Linked DNA regions of Homo sapiens: region 2 is linked to region 1. Evidence: read pairs that join two places in POLR2A ChIA-PET (ENCODE). Cell type or tissue: K562. All regions are shown on one strand. Each heading gives the region's core, and the rest is flanking DNA. Links, peaks and the distances in the headings are about the cores only.

Evidence for each region. ChIA-PET counts read pairs that join two places held together with the same protein. Peaks named below come from ENCODE experiments on the same cell type or tissue, not always from the same donor. Only the 100,000 strongest peaks of a DNase experiment are listed, where the experiment ranks them.
Region 2: POLR2A ChIA-PET joins it to region 1 with 6 read pairs; 4 of 35 experiments call an interaction of 5 or more read pairs at or near these places.

The regions. Positions count from the first base shown.
Region 1 is chr16:9,064,775-9,072,914 of GRCh38, forward strand. No RefSeq gene overlaps it. Among named protein-coding and RNA genes, the nearest start is that of HAPSTR1, 23 kb to the right of the region's middle. RefSeq lists enhancers at 2,896-4,095, 8,069-8,128. In K562, for the core only: no CTCF peak of the experiment used is centred there; a DNase peak (open chromatin) is centred at 3,787; H3K4me3 peaks cover 1,901 bases.
Region 2 is chr16:8,974,260-8,979,259 of GRCh38, forward strand. No RefSeq gene overlaps it. Among named protein-coding and RNA genes, the nearest start is that of USP7, 13 kb to the left of the region's middle. In K562, for the core only: no CTCF peak of the experiment used is centred there; no DNase peak of the experiment used is centred there; H3K27me3 peaks cover 1,321 bases.

The DNA of each region.
Region 1 (8,140 bases), core at 1,240-6,239:
CATGCACTCCAGCCTGAATGACACAGCAGGACTCTGTCTAAAAAAAAAAGGGATGAGAACATAAAAAGATGGTCATGATTTATTAAGTAAAAAAAAACAAAAAACAAAAAACTGGGCCAGATGTGGTGGCTCATGCCTGTAATCCCAGCATTTTGGGAGGCCAAGGCGGGTGGATCACTTGAGGTCAGGAGTTCGAGACCAGTCTGACCGACATGGAGAAACCCCCGTCTGTATTAAAAATACAAAATTAGCCAGGCGTGGCAGCACATGCCTGTAATCCCAGCTACTTGGTAGGCTGAAGGAGGAGAATCACTTGAACCCGGGAGGCTGGGGTTGGGGTGAGCCAAGATCACGCTGTTGCACTCCAGCCTGGGCAACAAGAGCAAAACTCCGTCTCAAAAAACAAAAACAAAAACAAAAACAAAAACAAAAACAAGTGTAGTGGCTCATACCTAGAATCCCAGCACCCTGGGAGGCTGAGGCAGGAGGATCACTTGAGGCCAGGTGTCTGAGACCAGCCTGACCAACATAGCAAGACCCTGCCTCTACCAAAAAAAAAAAAGGCAAATTAGTGGGGTATGGTGGCTCATGCCTGTAATCCCAGCTACTTTGGAGACTGAGGTGAGAGGATCACTTGAGTCAGAAGTTCAAGACTGCAGTAAGCTATGATTGTGCCACTTCATGCCAGCCTGGACAACGGAGCAAGACCCTGCCTCTAAAGATATAATTTTTAAGAAAGAAAAAATTAAGAATAGTATGTAAAGGAAAATTCTAATTTTATAAAACACATATGCATAGAAAATGTAATGGAAAGATATCTATGAAAATATTACGTTACACTTGTTTTTGGGTGGTCGGTCACTAGTTTGATTGGCTGTGTCTTCTCATTTATCTGCACTTTATAGTTTTGTTTGTTCATTTATTTATTTATTTTGAGACGGAGTTTTGCTCTTGTTGCCCAGGCTGGAGTGCAATGGCACGATCTCGGCTCGCTGCAACATCTGCCTCCCAGGTTCAAGAGATTCTCCTGCCTCAGCCTCTTGAGTAGCTGGGATTACCGGTACAGGCCATCATGCCCAGCTAATTTTGTATTTTTAATAGAGACGGGGTTTCACCATATTGGCCAGGCTGGTCTCGAACTCCTGACCTCAGTTGATCCACCTGCCTCGGTCTCCCAAACTTCTGGGATTACAGGCGTGAGCCACCATGCCTGGCTAAAATACATTTTTGAACAATGAGTTTCATGAGCTTCTGGGTTGGTGAACACATCCAGGTGCTGGGAGAGCAACACACCTGGAGGGGTCATGGAAGCTCCAAGCCCCCGCTCCCCTGTCTTTACCAGTAATATTAAGTGCAGCGTTTTCCTGAGTTCTATGAGCTGTTCTAGCAAATTACTGAACCTAATGAGGGGCTTGTGGGAACCCCCAATTTATGTCTGGTCAGTCAGAAGTATGGATGCCCCAGACTTGGGATTGGCACCTGAAGTGGGGCAGTCTTGTGGGACGAAGCCCTTCATCTGTGGGGTTTGAGGCTAACCCCGGGCAGCATCAGAATTGCATTACGTTGCATTGCTGGACACCCAGTTGGTGTGTGGAGAATTGGAGAATTGGTTGTTGATGTGGAAAAAGCCCATCAATTTGATTAGAAACCTCTTTGTGCCTTAACTCTATCTTTATATATATATATGTTACATCATTTTTTGTTTTTGTTTTTGTTTTTGAGATGGAGTCTCACTCTGTTGCTCAGGCTGGAATGCAGGGGTGTGATCTCGGCTCACTGCAACCTCCGCCCCCTGGGTTCAAGCGATTCTCCTGCCTCAGCCTCCCAAGGAGCTGAGACTACAGGTGCACGCCACCACACCCAGCTAATTTTTGTATTTTTAGTAGAGACAGGGTTTCACCATGTTGGCCAGGCTCGTCTGGAACTCCTGACCTCAAGTGATCCACCCTCCTTGGCTTCCCAAAGTGCTGAGATTACAGACCTGAGCCCGAATGAACTTGCTTGATTGTCATGCTCACGTCTCCACCCTGGGAGGAGCTATAGCTTGTGACCATCGCATGTGACCTAGGTGCTGGCATGATTACTTACTGAGTCTGTGCCATGGAGACCCCTCCTCTATGTGGAATGACGCACCATCTCCCCTCTCCATCACCGCATAAAACCCTTCTGTCACTTTCCCTCAGAGAGACACTGCTTTCGAGAATACTCCCAGCTGTCCTCCTTACTTCTGCCATGTAATAAAACTATTGGTGGCCGGGCGTGGTGGCTCACGCCTGTAATCCTAGCACTTTGGGAGGCTGAGGCAGGTGGATCAAGAGGTCAGGAGATCGAGACCATCTTGGCTAATACAGTGAAATCCTGTCTCTACTAAAAATACAAAAAAAAAAAAATTATCTGGGCGTGGTGGCAGGCGCCTATAGTCCCAGCTACTCGGGAGGGTGAGGCAGGAGAATGGCGTGAACCCAGAAGGCAGAGCTTACAGTGAGCCGAGATCGCGCCACTGCACTCCAGCCTGGGAGACATAGCGAGACTCTGTCTCAAAACAAAACAAAAACAAAAACAAAAACTACTGGCCTGGCATGGTGGCTCATGCCTGTAATCCAGCATTCTGGGAGGCCGAAGTGGGTGGATCACTTGAGGTCAGGAGTTCGAGACCAGCCTGGCCAACATGGCGAAACGTTATGTCTACTAAAAATACAAAAGTCAGCTGGGCATGGTGGCATGGGCCTGTAATCCCAGCTCCTCGGGAGGCTGAGGCAGGATGATCACTAGAACCCAGGAGGCAGAAGTTGCAGTGAGCTGAGATCGTGCCATTGCACTCCAGCCTGGGAGACAGAGCAAGACTCCTCTCAAAAATGAAAAATAAAAAATAAATTAGCTGGGCTTGGTGGCACATGCCTGTAGTCCTGGCTACTCTGGAGGCTGAGGTAGGAGGATCGCTTGAGCCCAGGAGTTCAAGACCAGCCTGGACAACACAGCGAGACCTTATTTCTATTAAATAAAACAACAGCAACAGCAACAACTACACAAACCCTACGTTCTCATGGAGAGTCATTTGCCACTCACTTCGGTGAACCGAACCCTGTTTTTTTCAGGTAACAAATATAACATGTGAAATTGTGTGTGTGAGTGTCGTGGGGGTGGGGGCTTTCTGTTAAAATGTTGTAATTAATTTTGAAGCAGCCAGGCTCCCCAGCTTTTTTTTTTTTTTTTTTTTTTTTGAGACAGAGTCTTGCTCTGTCACCCAGGCTGGAGTGCAGTGGCACGATCTCGGCTCACTACAACCCCTGCCTCCTGGGTTCAAGCGATTCTTCTGCCTCAGCCTCCCAAGTAGCTGGGACTACAGACCTGTGCCACCATTCCTGGCTGATTTTTGTATTTTTAGTAGACACGGGGTTTCACCATGTTGGCCAGGCTGGTCTCGAACTCCCAGCTACTCTACAGGTGTCCATTACAGGAGCCCGTTCTCAGGTGATCCACCCACCTTGGCCTCCCAAAGTGGGAGGCTACCCAGCTTTAACAGCAGGTAAGAATACTCACCTCTGAATATTAGTGTCTGCATTCAATCTCCTCCTTGCCATACGTAATTGATATTCACACTGCCCAATATCCAGTTCTCCCTTCCTTTTTCAGTGTATGGAAGTACCTTCCCAATGACTTTGAGTTAGGCAGGGCTACGTGACTAATTCTGGCCAATAGAATATGAATCATAAGTGATGTGTCATTTCCTTTCTGAGGCCCCTGCAAGATTCTCCAGGCTTCATCTTGCTCATCATAGAGGAGGCCTTGTACTGAAAGCGTGGAGCCACAAGATAGAAGCTGCCTGGATCCCTGAGTCACCACATGTCATCACGTGGAAGGCAGAAGCCCTGGAGAGTGGTATGGACCCAGAGCCTGCTTTGCCTGAACATGAAATAAACTTTTGTGGTGTTTAGCCTATTAAATATATGTGTGTGCGAGTATATATATATATATATATATACTTTTTTTTTTTTTTGAGACAGAGTCTTACTATGTTGCCCGGGCTGGTCTCAAACTTCTGGCCTCAAGTGATCTTCCTGTCTCACTTTCCCAAATAGCTGGGACTACAGGCATCAACCACCATGTTGCCAGGTGTACATAATTGTATTGTTTTCATTTGTTCATTTACAGCAGCATAGCCTGTCCTGAGCAGTACAACATAGCGATGAATATTTCTAGAAGATAATCCAGACTGTTTGGGGAATCGGGCACACCCCTGGCATCTTTCATCCCACCACACTTTTATGCTTCTGTTCTCTTCAAACAAGCTGTTGCTTTAGCTGCTGGAGAAACCACAGAAACACATACTGCCAACTACATCAGCATCATCAGCTCTTATGACCACTGGGACAGGACAAATGATGCTATTTATTTATTTATTTTTTGGAAACAGAGTCTCACTCTGTTGCCCAGGCTTGAGTGCAATGATGATGTGATCTTGGCTCACTGCAACCTCTGCCTCCTGGGTTCAAACAATTCTCCTGCCTCAACTTCCCAAGTAGCTGGGATTACGGATGCCTGCCACCACACCCTGCTAATTTTTTTTTTTCTTTTTTTTTTTGAGACAGAGTTTCACTCTTGTTGCCCAGGCTGAAGTGCAATGGCACGATCTCAGCTCACCGCAATCTCTGCCTCCTGAGTTCAAGCGATTCTCCTGCCTCAGCCTCCCGAGTAGCTGGGATTACAGGCATGCGCCACCACGCCTGGCTAATTTTGCATTTTTAGTAGAGACGGGGTTTCTCCATGTTGGTCAGGCTGCTCTCGAACTCCCGACCTCAGGTGATCCGCCCACCTCGGCCTCCCAAAGTGCAGGGATTACAGGCGTGAGCCACTGTGCCCAGCCTCCGGCTAGTTTTTAAAATATTTTTAGTAGAGACAGGATTTCACTATGTTGGTCAGCCTGCTTTCAAACTCCTAAACTCAAGTGATCTGCCCGCCTAGGCCTCCCAAAGTGCTAGGATTACAGGCGTGAGGCACAGCTCCCGGTCGATGCTATTTTTTATTTTTATTTTTATTTTTTTAGAGGGAGTCTTGCTCTGTTGTCCAGGCTGGAGTGCAGTGGTACAATCTTGGCTCACTGCAACCTCTGCCTCCTGGGTTCAAGCAATTCTCCTGTCTCTGCCTCCCAAGTAGCTGGGATTACAGGAGCCCGCCACTACGCGCGGCTAATTTTTGTATTTTTAGTAGAGACGGCATTTCACCGTGTCGGTCAGTGTGGTCTCGAACTCCTGGCCTCAGGTGATCCGCCCACCTTGGCCTCCTAAAGTGCTGGGATTACAGGCGTAAACCACTGTGCCTGGCCGATGGTATTTTTTTTAAGGAGGAAAGAAAATGTCCTTGTGAAGTGGTTCTGACCTGCGAGGCCAATATTAATGTGCCCTCATTTGGGCAGAGAGGGAGAACACTGCATGTGTCTGCTTTCATACTTCTGCATGTTCCCATTTGTTACGTGAGGTGGGCAGCCTCTAAGAGAGCTCCCAAAGATCCAACGCCTCTTGGAATTCATTCTGTTGTGTAACATCCAGCCCTCGAGTGTGCATTGGATTGACTGACTTATCTCAAATGAATAGGATACAGCAGAAGTGATGGATGTCACCCCTGAGAGTGGATTATGAACAATGGTAGTTTCCACCTCTTGGACACTCTCTTTTGCACTCTCCCTCTGCCCTAAAGAGCCAGCTGCCAGGTTGTGAGCTGCCCTTTGGAGGGCTGATTAACACGGCTATCACCCAGCCTGTTTCCTTGTCACCCCAAGGGGAATTCAAATGGAATCGAATCCCTCCTTCACTTCCCCCTGGCCCTTCCACACATCCCCAGGCAAATGGTTTGATCTGTTTTTTTCCTGTGGCTATAGACTGATTAGTTTGCATTTTCTATAATTTTATGTGAAGGGAATGAATTATAATGCATGTATTCTTTTGTGTCTGGCTTTTTTCACCCAGCATAATTATTTTGAGTTTCATCTCTCTCTCTCTCTCTCTCTCCGTGTATGTATATATATATATATATATATATATATATATATATATTTTTTTTTTTTTTTTTTTTTTTTTTTAGATGGAGTCTCCCTCTGTGCGCCCTATGGCCCAGGCTGCAGTGTAGTGACACAGTCTCAGCTCTCTGTAACTTCTGCCTCTCGGGTTCAAGCGATTCTCCTGCCTCAGCCTCCTGAGTAGCTGGGATTACAGGTGCACACCGCCACACGTGGCTAATTTTTGTATTTTTAGTAGAGACAGGATTTCACCATGTTGGCCAGGCTGGTCTCGAACTCCTAACCTCAGGTGATCCACTCGCCTTGGCCTCCCAAAGTGCTGGGATTACAGGTGTGAGCCACCGCACCCAGCCTCATCTATGTTGTATTGTGTACTCATAGTTTATTCCTTTTGATGGATGAGGAGTAAATTGTCCACTGTGTGAATGTATCACAGCCTGTTTATCTGTTCATCTGGACATTCGGGTCATTTCCAGTTTTTGGTGATTATGCATAGGGCTGACATAAACGTTCAGTTTTAGTAGAGATGGGGTTTCACCATGTTGGCCAGGCTAGTCTTGAACTCCTGACCTCAGATGATCTGCCTGCCTCTGCCTCCCGAAGTGCTAGGATTCCAGGCATGAGCCACCGCACCCGGCCATCTCAAATTATTTTTGAAAGTGATTGTACCATTTTACATTATCACCTGCACCCTATAAGATGGCGAGCAATGCTGGCAGCCACCCACTGGATGCCAGAGATCACATCACGATGACAACCCAACACCCACTCTCTGTTTACAAACGTCAGCTTGAATGGGACAGTGATGCCACAATGGAGAACCACTAGACCAGTGTTCCTTTTGTTTCGACAAACCCCATTTAGGAACCACGGGAGATGTAGGGAAGGAAAGATCTTTCCTCACCCATTGCTAGGTCCATGGCTGAGTCCCCACAATGAAAGACAGATTAACACACGCATTTAATATAAGTTTAATGTGACATGAGAACCTTCAGAAATGAAGATCTAGAAACAGGAAAACCTGCGTGTGTATGTGTGTGTGTGTGTGTGTGTGTGTGTGTGTGTGTTTTGTTTTTTTTTGACAGTCTCGTTTTCTTCCCCAGGCTGGAGTGCAACGGTGCAATCTCCGCTGACTGCAACCTCCGCCTCCCGGGCTCAAGCAATCCTCTCACCTCAGCCTCCCAAGTAGCTGGGACCCCAAGTGTGCGCCATCACGCCTGGCTAATTTTTGTCCTTTTTTTTTTTTCTGAGACAGAATCTCACTCTGTCGCCCAGGCTGGAGTGCAATGGCAAGATCTCGGCTCACTGCAACCTCCATCTCCTGGGTTCAAGCAATTCTTCTGCCTCAGCCTCCCTAGTAGCTAGGATTACATGTGCATGCAACCATGCCTGGCTAATTTTTGTGTTTTTAGTAGAGACAGGATTTTGCCATGTTGTCCAGGGTAGTCTCGAAGTCCTGACCTCAAGTGATCTGCCTGCCTCGGCCTCCCAAAGTGCCAGGATTACAGGCATGAGCCACCATGCCTAGCCAATTTTTGTACTTTTTGTAGAGATGAAGTTTCACCATGTTGGCCAGGCTGGTCTCCAGCTCTTGACTCAAGAGATCTACCCAGCTTGCCTTCCCAAAGTGCTAGGATTATAGCCATTAGCCACCGCACCTGGTCAGAAACCTGTCTATTTTATGCTTAGGTTTGATGAAGAGTGGACAGCCATGGAGAAGGATAACTGGACACCGGGGCTATGACCTAATGGGAATAAACTGGCTGGAAGTTGGCAAGGCCTTTTTGTTTAGGCTTTTCCCTGTGTCTTCAGACACAAGGATGTTTCTTTCCTCCAGGTACAGGGTGTGTACCTCTGACAGGTCTTACGATCTGTTCTAAAGGAAGATCAGAGAATCCTTTTTGTGTTTTATGGCTTTTTTGCTTGAAGGGAGAAGGCAAAGGGAAGATGAGAGGGATCTTCCTGCTTCTGCTGTTTTTTTCAAATGCCAAGGTACCATATTTTGGGGTAGCATGAGCCCCAACAAGGAAAACAGTTCATATTCTCAGCTGAATTCATGATAGCACATTTCACAAGATGGCAACAAGCATGAGATATAGCTATGAGCAGTACATTTTGGCTTAGCTT
Region 2 (5,000 bases), core at 1-5,000, 92 kb before region 1:
GGGAGATGTAATGATATTGCTAAATAGTCAATTCAGCAGCACTCAATGAGGTGATCTGTTCTAGTTTGGAAGAGATTACAAAGGTGATTTAAGGGATTTAAGGGTAATTATGATCCTACTTGATTTTGGCATTTGTTCCAATCTCGGAACCTCTGTTCTATGCAGGCGTCCTTTAGCCATTACTCCTGCTGCGCTAGATCACATCTCACCCTTTGCTCTCCACCCTGCCTCTAGCCTGTGTCCCAAATTCATCCTTCCACTTGTTGCTGAAAAGACCAACTCCTAGACAGGTACTGTGGCTTATGCCTATAATCCCAGCACTGTAGGATGCCAAGATGAGGGGGACTCTGCTAGGCAACACAGTGAAACCTCATCTCTGCAAAAAATAAACAAAATTAGCTGGGCATGGTGGTGCGCACCTATAGTCCTAGCTACTCGGGAGGCTGAGGTAGGAGGATTGCTTGAGCCCGGGAGGCTGAGGCTGCATGAGCCAAGATGGCACCACTGCACTCCAGCCTGGGTGACAGAGCGAGATCCTATCTCAAAAATCAAACAAACAAACAAATAAAAAAAAAACAACCAACTCCGTTTTTATCAATCCAATCCATTTCCAAGGAACACCAGGAAAGGCAAGAAGAGAAAACACAAGCTCAACTGCAACAGAAGAGGCCAAACACGGATTTGGAAATGTCATGCCTAAAACCCTCCAGAGGAAACACAAGCTATCGAAAGCACTGTACATTTTCTCTAAGGTGATCAACGGCGTTATCTATGTCCATGAAGTTTTCTTATAGCCAGCAATCAAGTTGGAAAATATAATTTTAAAAAACATACCTTGTTTTGTGCTGTGATCACTGCAGCTGAACTCAGCCAGTAGCCACAGGGACTGGTGGCTGGTACTTGGGTCTTCCTGGGGAAGGCACCTCAGGGCCTTGGGGAGGGGCTGAGATTTGCGCCTCTGGCTACGCTTGAAGCTTGGCTCACGCCTCGATTTCCGAATTGGTCTTAACGGCGGCATGGGGAATCTCCGGAAAGCAAGCTCTCTGGGGCCTTCCTGAGCTTTCTGAGCCCGTTCAGAGGAAAATAGGAAATAAGAGAAAGTGATGTGATCCCTGCCTTCTCCGCCTCCAGCTTCTTATAATTCAACTCCCACCTACCCACCCTTCCCCACCCGGCTCACTGAAGGCTGGATCTGGACTCCTTACCTCATTTGCATAGCTTAAAGGTTTACTTAAGGCGGTCCCAGAACAAAAGAACAGGCTAAAGTAATTTTGAAGACTCCACCTTTGTTTTTATTTTCTTTCCTTTTTCTTCTGTTTTAATTTTTTAATTTTTTTTTTTTTTTTGAGACAGAGTCTCACTCTGTCACCCAGGCTGGAGTGTGGTGGTGCGATCTCAGCTCACTGAAACCTCTGCCTTCTGGGTTAAAATGATTCTTCTGCCTCAGCCTCCCAAGTAGCAGGGATTACAGGCGCATACCACCACACCTGGCTAATTTTTTTTGTATCTTTAGTAGAGACGGGGTTTCACCAGGTTGGCCAGGCTGGTCTCAAACTCCTGACCTCAAGTGAGCCGCCTGCCTCGGCTTCCCAAAGTGCTGGGATTACAGGCGTGAGCCACCACGCCCAGCCCCGGACATTTCTTTTTTTCTTTTTTTTTTAATTTTACTTTAAGTTCTAGGGTACATGTTCACAACGTGCAGGTTTGTTACATATGTATACATGTGCCATGTTGGTGTGCTGCACCCGTTAACTTGTCATTTACATTAGGTATATCTCCTAATGCTATCCCTCCCCCCTCCCCCCACCCCCCAGCAGGCCCTGGTGTGTGATGTTCCCCACCCTGTATCCATGTGTTCTCATTGTTCAGTTCCCACCTATGAGTGACAACACACGGTGTTTGGTTTTCTGTCCTTGCAATAGTTTGCCCAGAATGATGGTTTCCAGCTTCATCCATGTCCCTATAAAGGACATGAACTCATCCTTTTTTATGGCTGCATAGTATCCCATGGTCTATATGTGCCACATTTCTGAATCCAGTCTATCATTGATCGACATTTGGGTTGGTTCCAAGTCTTTGCTATTGTGAATAGTGCTGCAATAAACATATGTGTGCGTGTGTCTTTATAGCAGCATGATTTATAATCCTTTGGCTATATGCCCAGTAATGGGATAGCTGGATCAAATGGCATTTCTAGTTCTAGATCCTTGAGGAATCACCACACTGTCTTCCACAATGGTTGAACTAGTTTACAGTCCCACCAACAGTGTAAAAGCGTTCCTATTTCTCCACATCCTCTCCAGCACCTGTTGTTTCCTGACTTTTAATGATTGCCATTCTAACTGGTGTGAGATGGTATCTCATTGTGGTTTTGATTTGCATTTCTCTGATGGCCAGTGATGATGAGCATTTTTTCACGTGTCTTTTGGCTGCATAAATGTCTTCTTTTGAGAAGTGTCTGTTCATATCCTTCACCCACTTTTGATGGGGTTGTTTGACTTTTTCTTGTAAATTTGTTTAAGTTCTTTGTAGATTCTGGATATTAGCCCTTTGTCAGATAGGTAGATTGTAAAAATTTTCTCCCATTCTGTAGGTTGCCTGTTCACTCCAATAGTAGTTTGTTTTGCTGTGCAAAAGCTCTTTAGTTTAATTAGATCCCATTTGTCAATTTTGGCTTTTGTTGCCATTGCTTTTGGTGTTTTAGTCATGAAGTCCTTGCCCATGCCTATGGCCTGAGTGGTATTGCCTAGGTTTTCTTCTAGAGTTTTTATGGTTTTAGGTCTAACGTTTAAGTCTTTAATCCATCTTGAATTGATTTTTGTATAAGGTATAAGGAAGAGATCCAGTTTCAGCTTTTACATATGGCTAGCCAATTTTCCCAGCACCATTTATTAACTAGGGAATCCTTTCCCCATTTCTTGCTTCTGTCAGGTTTGTCAAAGAGCAGATGGTTGTAGATGTGTGGTATTATTTCCGAGGGCTCTATTCCATTCCATTGGTCTATATCTCTGTTTTGGTACCAGTACCATGCTGTTTTGGTTACTGTAGCCTTGTAGTGTAGTTTGAAGTCAGGTAACATGATGCCTCCACCTTTGTTCTTTTGGCTTAGGATTGTCTTGGCAATGCACAGCCCTAGAAATTTCTATGAGAAACTACTGCACTTCTTTCTTTCTTCTCTCTTTCTTTCTTTTTCTTCTTTCCTTCTTTCCTCCCTCCATTTCTTCCTTCATTTTCTTTTCATTTGTTTCTTTATTGTCTTTCTCTGTCTCCTAGGCTGAGTGCAGTGGTGCAATCATAGCTCACTGCAGCCTCGACCTCCTGGGCTCAAGCGATCCTCCCACCTCAGCCTCCTGAGTAGGTGCGACTATAGGTGTGTGCCACTACGCTTTTTGTTTTTAAGTTTTTTGTAGAGATGGGGTGGCCATGTTGCCCAGGCTGGCCTTGAACTCCTAGCCTCAAGAGATCTTCCTGCCTTGGCCTTCCAAAGTGCTGGGATTACAAGTGTGAACCACCAGGACCAGTGCCTGCACCTTTTTCTAAGTACACTACAAAAATGTCTCATGTAAAGACTTTCATTCTCTCCTTCACTTGGGAGGCTGGGGTGGGAAGATCACTTGAGCGCAGGAAGTCTAAGCTGCGGTGAGCTGTGATCACACCACCACACTCTAGGCTGGGTGACAGAGTGAGACTTGTCTCAATAAAAAATATAAAAACAGGCCGGGTGCAGTTGCTCACGCCTGTAATCCCAGCACTTTGGGAGGCCGAGGCGGGTGGGTCACTTGAGGTCAGGAGTTTGAGACCAGCCTGGCCAACATGGTGAAACCCCCCCTCTCCTAAAAATATGAAAATTAGTTGGGCATGGTGGCACATGCCTGTAGTCCCAGCCACTCAGGGAGAATCGCTTGAACCTGGGAGGCAGAGGTTGCAGTAAGCCGATACTGCACCACTGCACTCCAGCCTGGGCCACAAGAATGAGACTCCGTCTCAAAACAATAAATAAATAAATAAATAAATAAATAAATAAATAAATAAAAACAGGACCTGGTGTGGTGGCTCAAGCCTATAATCCCAGCACGTTGGGAAGCTGAGGTGGGAGAATCGCTGGAGCAAAGGAGGTCAAGACTAGCTTGGGCAACATAGCAAGACCGCCTTTCTACAAAAATTAACGAAAAAATAAAAATAAAGCCAGGCATGATGTCTCATGCCTGCAATCTTAGCACTTTGGGCTGAGAGGCAGGAGTATTGCTTGAGCCCAGAAGTTCAAGACCAGCCTGGACAACATAGTGAAACCCCATCTCTACAAAAAAAAGGGAAAAAAAAAAAGAAAAAAATTAGCTGGGGATGGTGGTACGTACCTGTAGTTTCAGCTACTTGGGAGGCTGAGGTGCGAGGATCACTTGAGCCCAGGAGGTTGACGCTGCAATGGGCCGTGATCACACCACTGCACTCCAACCTGGGCGGCAGAGCAAGAACCTGTCTCAAACATAAAATAAGGCTGGGAGTGGTGACCCACGCCTGTAATCCCAGCACTTTGGGAGGCTGAGGCGGGTGGATCACCTGAGATCAAGAGTTTGAGACCAGCCTGGCCAACATTGTGAAACCCCGTCTCTACTAAAAATACAAAAATTAGCCAGGCACGGTGGTGGGCACCTATAATCCCAGCTACTCAGGAGCCAGAGGCAGGAGCATCACTTGAACCCAGGAGGCAAAGGTTGCAGTGAGCCAAGATTGTGCCATTGCACTCCAGCCTGGGCAACAGAGCAAGACTCCATCTCAAATAAATAAATAAATAAATAAAATAAAAATAAAGTAAAAATAACAAAACACTGTCACTCTCCAAATATCTGCTAGGACAATTCGATGAATAATACATACATACATAGATAAATTTAGCAATGGTCCAAATAAGCGTCTGCCATGTAAATGCTGTGCATTTCATTGTATGCATTGTTTTCCAGAAGATGTAGCCCTTCACAGGTCCCAGTGTTTGCTTCTGCCAG